2 separate regions of the Homo sapiens genome follow, and region 1 is linked to region 2. Evidence: chromatin contacts called from ENCODE Hi-C or POLR2A ChIA-PET data. All regions are on one chromosome and are shown on one strand. The core of a region is the stretch at or near the end of the contact, and the rest is flanking DNA. Distances in the headings are between cores, read along the strand shown. Region 1 holds the start of EIF3J-DT (EIF3J divergent transcript). Region 2 holds the start of SORD (sorbitol dehydrogenase).

Region 1 (5,384 bases), core at 1,816-4,315, 490 kb before region 2:
TGATTCTCCTGCCTCATCTTCCCGAGTAGCTGGTATTACGGTGCCCGCCAACATGCCCAGCTAATTTTTTTTTTATTTTTAGTAGAGATGGGGTTTGCCACATTGGCCAGGCTGGTCTTGAACTCCTGACCTCAGGTGATCCGCCCGCCTCAGCCTCCTAAAGTGCTGGGATTACAGGCGTGAGCCACTGTGCCCAGCATTTTTTTTTGTTGTTTGTTTTCAGATGGAGTCTCTCCCAGGCTGGAGTGGAGTAGCACAATCTCGGCTCACTGCAACCTCTGTTTCCTGGGTTCAAGCAATTTTCCTGCTTTAGCCTCCTGAGGAGCTGGGGTTACAGGCATGTGCCACCACGCCCGGCTAATTTTTGTATTTTTAGTGGTCTTGGGGTTTCATCATGTTGGCCAGGCTGGTCTTGAATTACTTCAAATGATCTGCCTGCCTCAGCCTCCCTAAGTGCTGGGATTACAGGCGTGAGCCCGTAATAGGCGTGCCTAACCAGTTTTCAGGTTTTTGACTTAAGCAACTAGATAAGTGTCACTCAATATCCAAAGGCATCGTCTATCTATTTCTCCCTTCCCCTCCTCCTTCATATCTAGTCAGACACTATATTAGTACGGGTTCTCCAGAGAAACAGAATCAATAGGATGTGTATATGCAGAAAGAGATTTATTTTAAGGAATTGGCTCACATTATTCTGGGAGCTGGCAAGTCTGAAATCTGCAGGGCAGACAAACAGCCTGGAGACCCAGGGAGATTTGACGCTGCAGTCTGGAGGCTGAATTGCTTCTTCTTAAGGGTCTCGTTTTAATTTGAACTGACCGGATGCGGCCCACCCTCATTATAGAGGGTAATGTACTTTAATCAAAGTCTGCTGATTTAAATGTTAATCACATCTAACAAATACAATTCATAGCAACAACTAGACTAGTGTTTGACCAAAAACTGAGTAACATGGGTAGCATCGCCTAGCCAAGTTGATAGATAAAATTAACCATTAAAGTCACTAAGTTCCATTGACAATGACCTTTAAATATTTCTCAAGTTGGTTTCTTCTTCTCCATTGCCATTGCCTTAATTTAGGCTTGTGTTCTCGTTTAATTAATTCATAAAATACTTACGTATTAGGCATTATGCCAAATGTTGGAGATACAATTGTGAGTAAGATTGTGTCCTTAGGGACTTACATTCCACCCTTTTCCTGACTTCTTTCTTGCCTCCTTCCAATCCACATTTTTTTTTTTTTTTGGTCTTGTCACTTTGATGCCCAGGCTGGAGTGTAGTGGCCAGAACGTGGCTCACTGCAGCCTCAACTGCCTCAGCTTCCTGAGTAGCTGGGACCACAGGACCACAGGTGCACACCACTATGCCTGGATATATATATTTTTTTGTAAAGATGGGGTCTCACCATGTTGGCCAGGTTGGTCTCGAACTCCTGGGCTCAAGCGATCCTCCCGCTTTGGCCTCCCACAGTGCCGGGATTACAGACGTTGAGCCACCGTGTCCGGCCCTGATCCACCTTTATAAATGGCTGTCTGTAGATCATGGCCTCTCACATTTTAACTGGGCTGTAGAATATGTATTGAAGGATCATCTTTATAAAATGTTTATTTGTAGACTCTGAAAAGATAACACCAGAAAGGGGGAACAATGGTTACCACTAGAAAGAACGGAGCGGAGCAGCTGATCGTTGTATCTACCTTTTTTGTTTTTTTTTTTTTTTTGAGACGGGTCTAACTGTCGCCCAGGCTGGAGAGCCGTGGCGCGATCTCGGCTCACTGTTGCAACCTCCGCCTCCCGGGTTCAAGCGATTCTCCTGCCTCAGCCTCCCTAGTAGTGGGGATTACAGGCGCCCGCCACCACGCCCAGGTGATTTTTGTATTTTTAGTAGAGGTGGGGTTTTACCATGTTGGCCAGGCTGGTCTCGAACTCCTGACAGCAAATGATCCGCCCATCTCGGCCTCCCAAAATGCTGGGATTACAGGCGTGAGCCACCGCGTCCTGCCCACGTATCTACCTTTTTATCACATGAATGTTGTACCAAGTTCGCGTATTACATATTTGAAAATAAATTGCGAAAATAACAAAAACAAAATCCATCTACTGGCTAGCTCTTTAAAATCCTGCGGGGGAGCCCAGTGGCCCAACGGCGAAGTTTAGCCCATCTTGCCCTTTCTGGTCAGTGTACCTGTTCCATTTATCTCTGACTGCGCCACTCAGTCAGGTGAGGGACCACTGGAGTTTTCTACCGGAAATGCACTTCAGCAAATGCCACTTGCTCTCTCCAACTTCAGTTTCAACCAGCGCCTACCTCAGGAAGCCTTCCTTCATCCTCCGGCCCCCGCCGCCGCTAAGGTTATCCTTTTACATTCAACCTCATAATGCTGCTTTTTGTGGCAGTCATCACAGTGTCGAAATTTGTTTACATGTCCATCTTTGCTACTTGATGGAGGGCAAAGATACACCTCATACCTAGCATAGACCCCAGGAGGTCCGAAATTGTTCTGCGAAAGAAAAAAAAATCAATGTGCTGGCCTCAAAGGGGCTCACAGGAAGGGAAAAGCCTCGAAGACTAAGGCTCTCTTCGATTCCTTCGTGACTAACTCGAGGCAAACATGCCAGGAACGCGGCTCTCCCCACCCGCTCCTGCATCTGCGCCCGGGGATCGCCGGATTCCAGAGGGGTCCCCTCCACCTAGCGCGCGACGACTCCCTCTGGGGTCCCGGAAGCCCGGCCACCGACCCCACAGGCGGGCGTGGCCTCAGAGCCCTCTTCTGAGCACGGCGTGGGTATCCGCAGGCGGCCATGGACGGTGATCACAGTGACCAGAGGGACAGCGCACCCTCCGGTCGAAGCGGGGTAGGCGTTGGCAGGGGAGGGGCGACGAAGACTGGCGAGGTTCAGGCGCCAGCCAAAGAACCACTCTGCTAACTTCCTGGCACTTACGTTTCCTACCCGGGGCCCAGAGTCGGGCGGCGGTCTTCCAGCACCACGAACTCCAGTACTGGTCTGCGTTGTAGGGAGCTGGAAGCCCGACCCAGCACTCCTCAGCCCCCTGTGCCCCTCCCTCTGCTCTTTCCGCCCCTCCCTCCGCCCCCCTCCGCCCCCCCCTCCGCCTCTCCCTCAGCCCCGCAGCGCCACCGACCGCGTTCCCCGCCCACTTCTTACCCGCGCGCGTCGCCGCCGCCGCCTGAGGGGGCGTGGCCTCGGCTCGGCGCACAGTCAGCCACGGTCCCATCCTGCTCCGCGCCGGTCAACGAGAGCAAACCCAGTGACTCACCTCCGCCGTGCTAACTCCTCGCTAGCTCTCCCTCTCACACACGCTCACACCCGGCTCGAGATGGCGGCGGCGGCGGCGGCGGCGGGGGACTCGGACTCCTGGGGTGAGGAGAAGTTGCTGGGGCAGGGCCCGGGCCGGCGCCGGCCCCACGCAGTGGCAGGCACTAACACGGCTCGCTTTCTTCCGTAGACGCCGACGCTTTCTCCGTGGAAGACCCAGTGCGGAAGGTGGGGGGCGGCGGCACTGCCGGCGGGGACCGCTGGGAAGGCGAGGACGAGGACGAGGACGTCAAGGTGGGTGCGGGCTAGGGCGCCGGGCAGCGCGGAAGCGGGCTGGCGCTGTTGCCGGCCGACTCTGGGCCCCGGGTCGCTGCCGGGGCCTGCGGGCCGTGGGTCCAGGCGCGAGCATAGGGCCTGGCGGTGCTCTCTTCCCCTCCGCTTGCCGGCCATGTGTGGGCCGAAGACTGGCAGCGTGGCCTCCCGGACTCCCTCGCCGGTTGAGAGTCTGCTCTCCGGCGTGGATCCCACCCGCCGGCTGGCGACGAAAGGTGACAGCATCGGCCGGGTCGGCCCACGTGCAAGCTTCGCGGTCCGGAGCCTCTCGCAGGAATGAGACCGGGAAGTTGGGAATTGAGCCTTGTAGCTTATCCATATGGAAAGCCTTGAGACTCGCCTGTCTTTTCGAGCTCAAGTCAGCCCAGGGCCAGTAACTCATTTATGACCCTGAGGTCTACTTATACAGTTTGTTCGAGGGATTAGATGAGTGAAATATTGTAGTTGAATTTCAACCTTTTTTTCCCACACGAGACAGCTAGAAACAGTAAAGGGAAATAACTTTTGGCTCTCCCTTCCCCCACCCTGTGGTAAAAAGAATGAACTGACCACTGAGATAGCCCGCAGTTAGTGGACAGAAACCCAGGTAGTTCACACCGTGACCTGAGAAATGGAGAGACGACAGTTACTCAACTACACACATACGACACCTAAGGAAATATTGAAGATTTGGTGGTGGTTGTAGATGACGGGCCCGTGGTTTTTTGTTGTTGTTGTTGTTTTGTCTGTGCCTTGTAGATAATCATTTTTACCTCAGTCGTTTGATTTTGAAAACTCCGAAGGGTTCATTATACAGCTGTAAGTGACATTTACTTCTACATGGTTTTTTTTTTTTTTTACAGTAGTTACAGAAGTCTCAAATCCAAAATGTTAAGACTCTTATTAACAAAGTTCTCAAAATCTTGTTATATTTGTGCAGATAAAGTTTTGTGTGAAATGGAAAATGATTTTTTTTTGTGGTTTTGCCTAATTTAGTGAATTTCTCCTAATTTATAAACACAAACGGAGAACCCTATAAATCCTGCCTGGGCTGAAAAGTTTAAGCTAGATAATCACTATGAACTTAATAGGAATGTTGTTTTGAGTTTTTCTGTTCTCTCCCCAGTCCGATGAGGTTGGATGTGTGGATGTCCGATTTACTGACAGCCTGAGGTTCAAGAATGTTGTGAGCTTTGCACACATTGAAGTTAATAAATCGACTGGTTATTGTTTGAAGACACTCAGATGCTTTATTTACATGTTGTAGAAACATGGGACTAGATTTTGTTACCAGCCGCATTACAAGATATTAGTTACCCCTCTACATTGTAGCAGATTTTCAGTTTTGAGCCTTGGGTTCATATTGGTCCTTTCATTTTTTTCCATGCATATAGGAAGTGGCAGTTAAGACATCTGTTATGAAATTTGGGAATAAATTAACAAATGCAGAGAAAAGATTAGAGATATTAGGAAAGAAGTTGCAGAAAATGAAGTTTTAATGGATAGTCTAGACTAATGTCATGGAATAACTTCCTTGGGATTAAGGGATCTAAATGGTATCGATCTTGATGAATATAATTCTTTTTTTTTTTTTTTTTGAGATGGAGTTTCGCTCTTGTTGCCCAGGCTGGAGTGCAATGGCGCGATCTTGGCTCACTGCAACCTCCACCTCCTGGGTTCAAGTGATTCTCCTGCTTCAGCCTCCCAAGTAGCTGGGATTACAGGCACGCACCACCACGCCTGGCTAATTTTGTATTTTTAGTAGAGACGGGGTTTCGCCATGTTGCCCAGGCTGG
Region 2 (5,309 bases), core at 620-3,119:
AACTGAAAGCCCAGCTCTGCCTACAACAAGTCAAATATCTAGGCCTAATCTTAGCCAGAGGAACCAGGGCCCTCAGCAAGGAACAAATACAGCCTATACTGGCACCGGTCCCTCAAGGCGTAGCACCAACCAGATTGATAAACTCACTTATCTGACCTTGTGGCCCTCGCCCAGAAACTGACTCAGTCCAAGAAGACAGCTTAGATCCCCTATGATTTCATCTCTGACCCAAACAATCAGCACTCCTGACTCACTGGCCTTTCCCCACCCATCAAACTATCCTTAAAAACTCTGAGTCCCCGTATGCTCGAATGCTTGGGGAGCCGGATTTGAGCAATAATGAAATTCCAGTCTCCTGCATAGCTGGTTCTGCATGAACTCTTTCCCTATTGCAGTTCCCCTGTCTTGATAAATTAGTTTTGTCTAGGCAGCAGGCAAGGTGAATCCATTGGGCGGTTACATATTGGGGAGGGGGGACTGTAAGGGAATGAAATCCTGAGCATTATCCTCAAAGGAGGGAGGGGCCTTATAGACTTAGGCCTATCTAGAAGCGCCTCTCTCCTCAGAGAGTAAAACCTCACTGTTTCTCAGAGGGCTGAGAGGCTTGAAGGAAGAGTTTGGGCAGAAACTCTGCTTTGAATAGAAGCAGCAGATCCAGTTGAGAGAAAGAGGTTCACAAATTCCATTTCATGGCTTTTTTTTTTTTAAAGACAGATTTTCACTCTTGTTGCCCAGGCTGGTGTTGAATGGCATGATCTCAGCTCACTGCAACCTCTGCTTCCCAGGTTCAAGCTATTCTCCTGTCTCAGCCTCCCGAGTAGCTGAGATTAAGGCGCATGCCACCATGCCCGGCTAATTTTTGTATTTTTAGTAGAGACGGGGTTTTCACCATATTGGTCAGGCTGGTCTCGAACTCCTGACCTCAGGTGATCCACCTGCCTCGGCTTCCCAAAGTGCTGGGATTACAGGCAAGAGCCACTGCGCCCGGCCTCATGTCTTTTTTATACTTAAGCACCAGGCCCATGTAATGATGCACGAATTCATTTACTCCTACTCGTGCCAGGCCCTTTCCTGGGGGCTGGAGACAAAGGGCCGACGTGGACGCTGCGTCATGGTAGCACCTGTCTCGCAAAGTGCACACCGTGCTCCACCCACAGCCTCAGCATTCTCGTTGCTAGGAATATGGACCCTCAGGCAGCACCTCAGACCTAGACCTACTGTATCAGAATCTCTGTGCTGGTCCTGAGAATGTGCATTCTCAACAGCGCCTCACATTCCCCACCCCAATTCTTCTGCAGCTAACGTTTGAGAGCGCTGGTCTGGTGCCTACTGCCTCTGCAGGCGGTTTTCAAGGCAGCCGTGTGTGCTTGCATGTGAGGCGGCAAAAACAGCGCGCTGCAGGGCCGGCGCGGTGGCTCACGCCTGTAATCCCAGCACTTTGGGAGGCGGAGGCGGGTGGATCACGAGGTCAGGATATCGAGACCATCCTGGCTAACACGGTGAAACCCCGTCTCTACTAAACAAAAATACGTGGTGGTGGGCGCCTGTAGTCCCAGCTATTCGGGAGGCTGAGGCAGGAGAATGGCTTGAACCCGGGAGGCAGAGCTTGCAGTGAGCCGGGATCGCACCACTGTACTCCAGCCTCGGCGACAAACAAACAAACAAACAAAAAAAACAGCGCGCTGCAGATGGAGCCAGCACCCGGGCTTCTCGCTCCCAGCCCCCTCCCGAAGCCCCGCCCCGCCTCCGGGTCTGGAGGAGGCTGGGAAGCCCCGCCCCTCCACGCTAGCGCCGCCCAGGCTGGCACAAAGGAGGAAGCCTAGTCCCGCCCCTGCGTGCGGCGCTTCTCCCAGGCCCCACCTTCCATCCAGTGCCCTGGACCCTCGGCTGGGTAGCGCCACCAGAGCGACCAAACGTCCCGCGCCTTCCAGGCCGCACTCCAGAGCCAAAAGAGCTCCATGGCGGCGGCGGCCAAGCCCAACAACCTTTCCCTGGTGGTGCACGGACCGGGGGACTTGCGCCTGGTAAGCTGGGAAGGAGGGTGGGAAGCATACCGATCCTGCCTCACTCTCCTCTGAGCCCAGCCATAGTCCTGGCTTCCCACTTCCAGCCTGGCGCCGGCCCCGCACCTTAAGCGCCCTGGCTGCCCAGATCCCAGCTGGTTCCCCTCGGGGTGTGGGGGCAGCAGGTAGTGGCTGTTGCGAAGGGCAGGGATCTAGTCGTGTGCCTCCCGGAACCTAGCCCCGTGGCTGGCACGTGGCCGGTGCCCAGGACGGTTGCAAACTGTTTGAATGAAGCTTTCTCTCTCCTTTGCCAGCTGCAGATTCATAGTCCAGCCTCTTGTCATTGACCTTTCCAAAGGAAATGCTAAGGCTGTCTGAATTATCGGGGCAGACCGTGCAGAGCAGAGAAAGGGGGGCCAGAGGACACTTAGAAACAGCAGAACTTGTATTTAACTCCCTTGCTTGGGACTGATAAACCTCCCTTGCAGGATTATGATGATCACAAGAGTACTCAGCACTTAGTACGTGCTCAGGAAGTGCCAGCTCCTTCTCCTTTCCTTCCAGTCTAGGCCTCCATCTCCAGAACCCCTGCTGTTCCCCTTGCCTGTGCCAGACTTGTGGATCTTGATAGCTCCCTTGTCTGTAAGGATCCTTCTCTCCCTAAGACCCTGTCTGGTTCACTTTCCAGCAGTTTTTCTTTCCAATCCCGTGCCTCTGTCCCTTTAGGAGCATTCTGTATGTGTGTCCTCTGCCTTAGACCCTGCCTTTTGCTCCCTGGCTTGTGGCACCAAAGTTTAGGAAGTGGCTGAGTCAGCAGCCTAGTCATGCCAAGCCTCCCTTGACAAAGTCCCTCTCAGATGGGCCTGGGATGGCAGTGGGTATGTGGGATGAGTGCCAGCCATCTCTGCTGCTCCCCTGTACCTCTTTTCCCTCAAAGTACATGCGTCAGTATGTAAACTGCAGTAATTCAGAAGCTTATCCAGGTTAGCAGTTCTTGACTATTTAAGAATCTGTGGTGTCCCCTCCACAGAATGCAAATAGACTGAGTTTGGCAACAATTTCAGACTGCTCAAGGACTCCCTTTAAGCCGCTCTAAGCCCCTCTATAGAACCCTTGTCCCAGCTGACTCTCCATCTCCTCAGTTGAAGAAAGTACCATACCCAAGGTGATAGGTTTTGTTAGTTAACAGAGCCACGACAAGGACTCAGATGTTCAGACTCCCCATTCTAGTGCTCATTCCACTCTTTGGAGCCTCCACCCAAGGTCCTGAATTAAAGTGAGGCTGTTAGTGTTTACTGTTGCAAATGCCAGATGGTATTATGAGTAAGGGAAAGTGGTCCAGCTCTACCCAGCTTGCAGAGTGATTTCCAACTCAGTACTTCATTCCACAAACATTCACTCATGAAAGGGTGCCTGCCATGTGCCAGGCACTGGGCTGAGGGCCCAGAAAGGAGGACACAGCCCCTGCTCCCAAGTTTACTGAGGGAGGCAGACAGATAAAGTCAACAATTATGACAGAGCCCGAGGGCTTTGATGGAGGCCTCAGAGAGAAAAGACGCCACAGGGAGGGGCCCTTGGCCCTCTATCTGCTCAGAGCCTGCTTAAAAGTCATGCACCTAAGGTGCAGAAACACAGTTAAGTTCTCCTTCATCTTACCTCAAACTCATGGTCTTCCACTGCTCAGGCAGACTACCTCTACTATGGTTCCGTAGACAAAGCTTTGAAGATTAGAGCAGCAGCGAACTAACCTTGATCTCATCAGCTTTGCATTAGAACCCACTCTCTGACTGGATTAGGGGCTAGGTTGGGGTGGCTGTAACCTGAAGTATCTAGAAAATATGATGGGCTAGAGAATTTCACCTTTGGTTGTGTGCTGGAACACTAGCTGGGTAAAAGAGTTCAGAGGAGGATTTAGGAAAACACCTAGGCTCAGTTTGAGAATGGGAAGTGGTAGCGTCATTTACTAGTCAGAGTAGATTAAAATGATGAGATCAGGTTTGAAAAGTTGAGTTTAAGATGTCTCTGGAGGCCAGGTGTGGTGGCTGATGCCTGTAATCCCAGCACTTTGAAAGGCCAAGGTAGGCAGATCGCTTGAGGTCTGGAGTTTGAGACCAACCTGGCCAACACGGTGAAACTGTCTCTACTATAAATACAAAAATTAGCTGGGTGTGGTGCCACATGCCTGTAATCCCAGCTACTTGGGAAGCTGAGAATCGCTTGAGTCTGGGAGTCAGAGATTGCAATGAACTGAGATCGTACCACTGCACTCCAGCCTGAATGACAGCAAAACTATGTCAAAAAAAAAAAAAAAAAAAAGATGTCTCTGGGACAGGACACAAGGTGCCTTTGAGAAATTTCCTTGGGTGCAGGGGTCTGGAGTGCAGGGATACTATCAGGGGTGGAAATGTAAACTCAGGAGTCCTTTGCTCCTCTACTGAGCAGTACTGCACTGCCCCGCCACCCAGGAGACATTTGGAAATGTGTCAGGGAGGCTTGGTTGTCACGATGACTGAGGAGCACTACTGCGGACTTTATTCAGTTCATAGTGCTATCTTGCACAACAAAGAGTTGTCCTGTCCCAAATAGTGCCCTATGGGGAATTATGGATGGCTGAGCTTGCCTGGGCTGAGTGAACCATGTAGAGTGAGAAGGAAAGAAGAGGAGGACATTACCCTGGAGAGAGCCCCAACACTGGAGGGGAAAGGGCAGAAAGAGTTGTCAGCAGAGGAGACCCACTGTGCTGCCTCAGGTGCACCTGCAGCTCAACACAGACCTTCTGGGCCCTCGCCACTCCTTCTCAGGCATGGTCTTCCACCAGCACCTCCACAGTGCCCAACCCAGACCCCGAGTGTGGTATCACTGCTCCTCCATCTTTTCCTTAAGACAAATAGGCTCAGTGGCTTGGGTTTGGGGTCAGTAGTAAACCAGAGATAGCAACTAGGAGGAACAATCCTGGGGAAGCTTTGAGGGGAACCACCCATTTTCCTCTCTGCAAGAGGACCAAAATGAAACCCAGAATTTCCTGGGCTTAATAAATTGTCAGCAAATGCATTTTGGGGGGAAAAAAGCCTTGGTTGGATATGAACTACAAAAAAGATAAGAGGAAGTGGGGAGAATTTGACTGTTTTCTTCTTTTGATGTAAGACCACCAGCCACAGATTAAAAACCCTTCCATTTCTGGCTGGCTGGGGAACTGCAGCCCAGCAAACTGTGGCCGATTTAGGTATACAGGGGGGCAGGGTCTACTGATAAAATGGTTCAGTGCCTCAGGAACTCCTATGAAGGGAGTTGTTTGGGGAAACTCTC

The links. A loop is a pair of places that touch in the nucleus more often than their neighbours do. ChIA-PET counts read pairs that join two places held with the same protein, here RNA polymerase II (POLR2A). Pooled maps may share reads with other maps.
Region 1: a loop to region 2 is called in a map of CD8-positive, alpha-beta T cell, with 23 times the contacts of the local background. The contact joins the promoter of EIF3J-DT here to the promoter of SORD in region 2. A Hi-C loop is called at or near these places in 1 of 168 maps with a recorded cell type or tissue (CD8-positive, alpha-beta T cell) and 7 of 50 pooled maps. POLR2A ChIA-PET finds 5 or more read pairs at or near these places in 1 of 52 experiments (WTC11).

The regions. Positions count from the first base shown.
Region 1 is chr15:44,533,858-44,539,241 of GRCh38, forward strand. It overlaps EIF3J-DT (EIF3J divergent transcript), which reads right to left and starts at 3,066. Exons shown (of 2, transcript NR_034170.1): 1 at 2,186-3,066; 2 at 648-1,617. It overlaps EIF3J (eukaryotic translation initiation factor 3 subunit J), which reads left to right and starts at 3,290. Exons shown (of 8, transcript NM_003758.4): 1 at 3,290-3,380; 2 at 3,467-3,570. The coding sequence starts at 3,338. RefSeq lists enhancers at 1,958-2,745, 2,433-2,882 and silencers at 3,053-3,222, 3,413-3,722, 3,743-3,792.
Region 2 is chr15:45,021,326-45,026,634 of GRCh38, forward strand. SORD (sorbitol dehydrogenase) reads left to right here and starts at 1,870. Exons shown (of 9, transcript NM_003104.6): 1 at 1,870-2,024. The coding sequence starts at 1,959. RefSeq lists silencers at 1,650-1,819, 4,383-4,671 and an enhancer at 2,589-3,239.